3 separate regions of the Homo sapiens genome follow, and all the other regions are linked to region 1. A link is a loop called in an ENCODE intact Hi-C map of the cell type or tissue named here. Cell type or tissue: Calu3. All regions are shown on one strand.

Region 1 (2,500 bases):
CTGCCCTAAGCATCTCCCCTCCCCACCTGGCTTGCCACTTGCCCCTTTATAGAATAACTAATCGTTGTTCAGTCTTTGATAGTTTCCACTGAAAACATCCCTCTTCTACCTGACAGAGGAGGGTCAAGACACCCAGAGCACAAAGGAGCTGATGGGTTTAGTTAGCTGTTACTGCGGAAAGCCAAGAGGATGAGCTTGAGAGAACAGACTGAGGGCTTTAGATGGGTGAATGTGAGAAAGTCTACAGTGCTTGCTGTGCTGAGGAAAAAATCCAGGTGGATCACCTGGAGGTGACCCAAAGTGCCAATGAAGTGCATGTCAATGGCCCTCTTCACATACTTCACTACTGTATCTGGAGCTCTCCTGAACATCTTTCTCCCATTCCTCACTGAGTTTTGCTAGACATGGCAAATGTTAACTCATTACCAACTCTTAATTGTATTGCTGTTTCTTTGCCCCTGTCTAGCTCTTTCTATTTGTACATTTTGTAAAGAGAAAAGGAATTTAAAAAATAAAACCAAAACAATCTCTGGAGACATTTCTGTGGTTTCCGCTATAGGTAAGGGGCAAACTCACCGTTTCTGGCCTGCAGCGTGTCTGGCCTCTTACCTGGGAGGGAGATGGGGGAGCTAAGCAGAGGGAGACTGGCTTGGCTGCTTGAACAGTGAAGACTCCTGTGGGGCACTAGATGGCAACATTTCTCCAAATCTAAACTTGGCAAGGCCCTGTGGACACAAGGTCAACAGTGCACAGTTGCTAATCCCAACACATTTTATGAAACTCAAGCTTGTGTGGAGGAGAAGACTGAAGCTAGATCTGGTGGACGAGAGGTCCTAACAGTCTCTCTCTCAGAGCTCGGCCCATAGTAAGAGGCTAGTGGTGCTATTTCTACCACTACCACCAACACCACTGCTACAACCATGGCCATCGTCACCACCACCACTATCACCACCACCACTACCACAATTGACTCACTCATGTGGGTATTGTTTTCATTGGTGCTGAAAATTAAACCCTCATTCAGACTAATTCTGGGAGGAGAGATCTAGTTAGCGATATACATCCTTTCAATGTTTTTTCAAATATATGCTACAGCTAGATTAACAAACTGCTGCCCAGTATAGAAACTCAGGAGAATTGCTTTAATGAATAGATAAGAATGGTTTGTATCCGCATATCACTGCTTTTGGTAGATAAGTAGTTGCTTCTTATCTACTTAAGCAATATTTGAAAATAGTATTGTTCTATGTGAACTGAAAATCTACTCCGGAGTTGTGTTTGCATTGTCAATTGATTTAGCATGCGCTTTCTGCTTAGTAACCAGCCCCACTCCCAGGCCCTGCCCTTTTAATTAGTCACCTGTCATCATATTGAAGTGTTCCTCTTGAGGCACCAGTGACCCATGGAGAGTCAAAACCTGGCACTTGACACAGAAACAAACATTTGCTGAACTTATGTAATCGGGCTGGTCAGATGAACTGTTTCTTGGTGATCATGAATTGAACTTACGTGAAAGAACAGGAATCAAGGTGGTCAAGAGGGTGGGAATGTCAAGGGGAAGAGGGCCACCAAGCAGAGTTATAGGACCCAAATTTGACTGCTGGCCACTTCTGTAGATGCCTTAAAGCCCCAGTGCTCCATAGCTGCCACTTGACAGAGGTAGATTTTTTTGCATAGTTGCATTCATGTACTCAATCAACAGATAACAATTAACTTCTGACATGTGTCCAGCATGCTTTCAGGCTCTAGGAATACAGCACTGCACAAGGTACCTGCCCTTATAAGGCTTACATGCTGGTGGAGGAAAGAAACAGAAACAAATAAACAAATTAATAAATATAACTTAGGTTTGATAATACAAAAAGTAAAGCAGGATTCAGGCACAGTGACAAGTAATGGTGTGTGTGTGTGTGTGTGTGTGTGTGTGTGTGTGTGTGTGTGTCCTTTGATTAGTTAGATTCATTAGGGAAGGCTGCTTGGAAGAGATGACATTTGAACAGACAGACTCGAATGAGATGAGGGGGTGAGTCACGTAAGAGTCCCTCAGCTAAAACTAAACCACGTATCACCATTATAGTGAACTGACCTAAGTCAACTTGGTCATGATGCACCACTCTTAAGTTCTTTTTAGTTGAAAATCATTGTTGAAAGATTGAGATAAATAATTTCTATGGTTTGAATGTATGTATGTGTGCCTCCAAAATTTGTAAGTTAAAATTTACACTCCAAGGTGATGGTATTAAGAGGTGGGCCTTTGGGGAAGTGATTAAGTCCTGATGGCTCCACCCTTGTGAACTGAATTAATGCCCTTATAAAAGAGGCTTCAGAGAGCTGCTGACCCATCCTCCATCCCTTCCACCATGTGAGCACAGAGGAAGAGGCACCATCTTGGAAACATAGATCAGCCTTCTCCAGGTACTGAATCTGCTGGTGCCTTAATCTTGGACTTCCCAGCCACTTAGGTTCTCTGGAAGCAGATACTGAGACAGATACTAAGATG
Region 2 (2,500 bases), 74 kb after region 1:
AGCATGTAGTAGGTTCCTATCCCAACCTAAGCCCTACAAGTCCATTAGATGGGTGGGGACAGCTGCATGGGTAGTTAGGATTGTGACTTCCACACCTTTACGTGCATAAATTGAGAGATGTCTGGGCCCAGGGGATGGAGTGGAGACAATTTGCAGCATCACACTTACACTTTCTTTGACATTTTAAATCTGTGCTAGAACTCTTGGGTGGTTCCAGTACATCCTGGGAAGCTCCTGCCCTCTTCTGCCCTCCTGCTCTTCCTTGTTCCTCTGCCCTAAGAGGTAGGGGGTGAAGGTTAAGAAGTGAGAATGCCTGGAGAGGGCTGTGCTGTCTCAAATCTTCCTTGTCCATTTTCTCTCTTCAGTGCATATCTGTTAATTGTATATTTGGCTTCCTGCAGTCCAGAGTCCCCTGGAGTATGGGAGGACAGTTTGCAGACTGTGTTCCATATTAGCTGGTGAAACTGCAATTCGAATATCCTAGACTGTCCAGGCAAGACCAAACAGAGTCCTGCACTTGATAATCTTCCCTCCAGATTAGCCCTGAAGGCCAATGTGAAATCCGTAGCTGGACTAACTGCATTTATTACTGAAGATAATCTAACCAAGGCTCAAGTTCCCTCTTTGGGCTCTTCTAGCGGGAGGAACTCTCAGCCACCCTATGAACGCCAAGATGTGAGGAAGGGCAACGAAAGGGACCCCTCCTCTGCAGTTCCAGGGGCGGAGGTCTTCAGCCTAAAGCCCAGCCTCGCGTCCCAAGGCTGCATAAGGGCGGGTGCGGAGAGGGCTGAGAAGCCCTGACCTGCAGCACCCGCCATCCTCCCAGCCTTATACCTTCTCCAGTCCAACTATGTCAAAGCCAAGCACGCAAGCAGGTCAAAACAGAACAAAGTGACAATGGCATGGTTCTGCCACAGTCTCTGACACTTGCTCTTGAATGTTTGTTCCTTCCTTGGAGGCTGTGGGCGCGGTCTCTGCTGTGGAGTTCTTGAGAGCAGGTGGCAGAGCGGGTGAGGTCAGCGCGGCTGCTGGAGGCGGTGTGCTGTGCTCCCGCAGGGAGGAGGGCGGCGTGGAGGAGGCGGGCGCCCCCTGCTGCCCGCGCGGGCTCCTGCAGGCTCCCAGCCTTTCGTACCGTGGCCCCTGAGGCTTTCCCAGGCTGATGATGAATGAGCCCAGGGCCCGACGGAGGCATCCGAGGCACGTGACAACCCCCGCTCTGGTTGTAAATTGTCAGGCGATTCAGTGAAAGCGCTTTGCAAGCTGTTTGTGAGCAAGAGGCGGAGCAGTTTGGCTGATTCAGAATGGGCTGGACACAGTCAACTTTGCATGGGGAGAGAAACATGGTCTGATGGCTGGGAGCGAGGGCAGCTCGCTTTTGAGGCAGGGATTGCTGAATGAGGGGAGTGGCTTTCCAAGTTAGGCGTTTAGGGGAAGAATACCAACTGTCAGGGACGAATGAGAGAACAGGCCAAGCAGCCCTGGAGGGCCAAGTGAGGAGGCCTCTGTTGGAGTGCCTGAAATGTCTGGCTTCGGGACCTTGGATTCTTTAAATGATGCAATCTCCTGGCTTCTGCAGAGTTGAAATCAAGGCTTAGATCCCCAAACCATCTGTGAGCCTGGATACTTATGCATGGAAGTTAAAGTTTACAGTGACTCTAACACTGCAGAGGATCAAGTCTGGATACATCCACTTTCCTGGACAGGCCTTGAAAATGCTCGGAACCACTCTTTCTTCCCCTGTGCAGTGGGGACAAGAATACAAACCTCTCTGAGATGAGGAAATTAGAGATAGTGTTTTTAAAGTGCTTGGTATGATACAGCATGCAGTTGGTGTTTAATAAGTGGTGTCTCTTCTAAGTCCCTATGAATGAAACCATGACATTGTGCAATCAAGGCAGGAATGTTCAGACTCCAATCCTGCTGAAATACAGAGGTGATCTTTGCCAATGAGGCATCGTGGAGACTCCATTACACGCTCCAGCAAGCAAACCTGTTATCCTCAGTGGCCCATGACCATTCTTGCTGTCAGACTTTGCTCCGTATGCACTGAGCCCAGAGCTGATTTTATCTGCCATGAAAAGAGGATGTGGAACAAAGAAGGGAACAGAGTTTGGTTGCAGAGAGAAGTGTATGCTCCAAGAACCAGATGCTAAGATGGGATTAAATGTGCAAGGCTATTATTAGGGGAGATGCCTGTGGCAGAAAATGGGGAGAGAGATGGACAAGGCTGGGCAAGTCATCAGATCATGATGCAAGGCTGATCTGAGTGAAGGAAAGAGGGAGAAAAGGTAGTTGGACATATTCTAGGCTGCCATGCAGTTAAGGAGTGTTCAGCTAGGGCATTGGGGGTCCTGGAGCCAGTGTCAACTGACATAGGACAGGAATGAGCCTTAGTATCTTTGCCATGACCAGTTGTTGGTACGTGGCCTCACCACAAACACAGTGATGGATTTCAGAGCCCAGCAGCTGAGGCCGATGGTCAGTTATGCTCTCATGGTTA
Region 3 (2,500 bases), 230 kb after region 1:
GATATTGATTAACTTTAGTCTTTATAAGAATATGCATCTTAAAACATCTGGGGGTAAAACAGGAAGGATAGAGAAAGAGAAGAACAATCAGTAGATCAGTAGAAACCCACACTCAGTAATCTACAATAGGGATCTGTAGAAAATTAAGATGGTAAAAATAAATTGAAACTTACCTTTAATCCCAACAAAGGTAAATGGACCACAATTCAGGTACAAGGTAAAGAATGTCAGATTGAATTTAAATAAAATTATGCCATTAAATGAGACATAAGGATACAAAAAAGGTGCAAAGTCAAAGGATAGAAAAGCTGGTAACTTCAAAATAATTAAAGATAGACTTTACTGGAAAGTTATAACAATTCTAAACTTGTATGTATCTAATAACACAGTATCACAATATTTTAAGCAAAACGACAAATCTAGGAGAAAGTGACAAATCCATCATTATAGTACAAAATTTTAACACATTGCTCTCAGTAAGTTTTGGATTAAGCAGACAAAAATCAATGGGATATAGGAGATTTGAACAGCGCAATTAGCATGCATTGTATAAAGAACTTACAGGAACAGTTGGAGAATATGCATCTTTTGCTGGTACATAAGAAATATTGATAAAATTATCCACATGCTAGATCACAAATCTAGCTTTTACAAATTTTGGAAATTCAGTACCATATAGAACATATTCTCTGACAACAATCCAATTGTGAGATATAAATATCTAAAACTAAAAAAATCCTCTGTATCATTCAGTACTCAAATCAAAAAATCACCATAGCTATTTTGAGCAGAAAAGGTCTTCATACTAGGAATCAGGTGATTACAAAACTGTTGGAAGGCATGGATAATTGAACTTTAGGTGGGGTTTATGGAGATGGTACCCAGAACAATATCCCAAGGGCACTGCCCTGGACTCTGCCAGGGTGGGAGGGTGGGAACCAGGGCACTGTGCAGGTTTCCTGTGGCAGCTGTCGTGCCACTGGGAACTGTTGAGTTGAACAGGCCACTGGACCGTGATCCAGGCATCTCAGTCTGTTTGGGCTGCTATCACAAAGTACATTATATTGGGCAATTTATAAACAATATAAATTTGTTGCTCACAGTTCTGGAGGCTGGGAAACCCAAGGTCAAAGCACCAGAAGAATGTGTGTCTGGTGAGGGCCTGTTTCATAAGTGGCGCCTTCACATTGTGTCCTCATATGGTGGAACCCTCTTTTCTTTTTACTTCTTTTTCTTTTTTTTTTTTTGAGATGGGGGTCTCACTCTATTGCCTGGGCTGGAGTGTGCTGGCATGATCACAGCTCACTGCAGCCTCAACCTCCTGGACTCAAGCTATCTTCCCACCTCCACCTCCCAAGTAGCTGGGACTACAGGAGCACACTACCACGCCCAGCTAATTTTTCTATTTTGTAAAGACAGGATTTTACTGTGTTGCCCAGGCTGGTTTCGAACTCCTGGGCTCAAGTAATCCTCCTGCCTCAGCCTCCCAAAGTGCTGGGATTACAGGTGTGAGCTGCTGCGCCTGGCAAGCCTTTTTTAAGGGCACTAATCCCATCTGTGAGGGTGGAGTCCTTATGGCATAGTCACCTCCCAAAGACTCCCACCTCTTAACACTTGCTTTAGAGGATAGATATCAGGGGATATGAACATTCGGATGTGAACATTCAGGTCATAGCCCAGGGATCAGGAAGCAGCCCCTGCTGCCATCACAGCTGCCACATACCCACAAAGCCAGTGCCTGAACATGAGAACTCTGAGTTCAGTGCTGCCACCATCAAAACCAACTCTTAAAAAACCCAGAGAGACTAGACACAGGAGTGCTATGGAAGAAAAACAAAACATTCCATGACCTTGCCTGTCAGCAGGAAGAGGGCATTTACTTCTGTTCCTCCTTTCAAATCATGTGTAGGTGTGTTGAATGGAGGAACCTAATTCACATTCAGAACTGTAGCTGCAAGGGAGTCTGACATATGAAGTTTTTCACTTTTTGGACTCTGTAGTACTTCTGTAGTGTATAAAGAGGTTTGTAGAAAGAGGATAAATGCCAGTTTACCAAATCCATCACCCCTCATGGGTCAAAGGAAAAAATTCTGATGTAAATATTTTAAAAATTGAACAATAAAATACAACATATCAAAACTTGTGAGGTACAGCTAAAATGACACCCAGAAATGGATAGTTTAAGTGGTTATATCAGAAAAGAAAGGCTCCACATCAATGAGCTAAGATTCCAACTTAAAAAATGTAAGAATAAACCTGGTGTATCATTCCCAAAGAAAAAGAGCAGTTTAGAAATAATAAGAGCACAATATTGACATAGAAAAGAAAGACACAGTAGAGAAGATCAACAAAACCAAGAACTGGTTCATAGAAAAATAGCAATAAAATAGACTTCAGGCAAAATTATCCCATAAAAAAGAGAAAAGATGTAAATAACAATGATAGGAATGAAAAGGGAAATAAAACAACAGATGCTGCAGACATTATGATAGTAAAAGGA

Evidence for each region. A loop is a pair of places that touch in the nucleus more often than their neighbours do. Peaks named below come from ENCODE experiments on the same cell type or tissue, not always from the same donor. Only the 100,000 strongest peaks of a DNase experiment are listed, where the experiment ranks them.
Region 2: a loop joins it to region 1, with 6 times the contacts of the local background. A loop is called at or near these places in 38 of 110 quality-filtered maps.
Region 3: it touches region 1 in a loop (9-fold over the local background); 13 of 110 quality-filtered maps call a loop at or near these places.

The regions. Positions count from the first base shown.
Region 1 is chr7:105,934,079-105,936,578 of GRCh38, forward strand. No RefSeq gene overlaps it. Among named protein-coding and RNA genes, the nearest start is that of CDHR3, 28 kb to the right of the region's middle. In Calu3, no CTCF peak of the experiment used is centred here; DNase peaks (open chromatin) are centred at 693 and 1,353.
Region 2 is chr7:106,008,574-106,011,073 of GRCh38, forward strand. The region is part of intron 8 of CDHR3 (cadherin related family member 3); the gene reads left to right. Among named protein-coding and RNA genes, the nearest start is that of CDHR3, 47 kb to the left of the region's middle. RefSeq lists a silencer at 988-1,177. In Calu3, a CTCF peak has its summit at 1,095 (motif pointing left); a DNase peak (open chromatin) is centred at 1,078.
Region 3 is chr7:106,161,501-106,164,000 of GRCh38, forward strand. No RefSeq gene overlaps it. Among named protein-coding and RNA genes, the nearest start is that of SYPL1, 50 kb to the left of the region's middle. In Calu3, no CTCF peak of the experiment used is centred here; no DNase peak of the experiment used is centred here.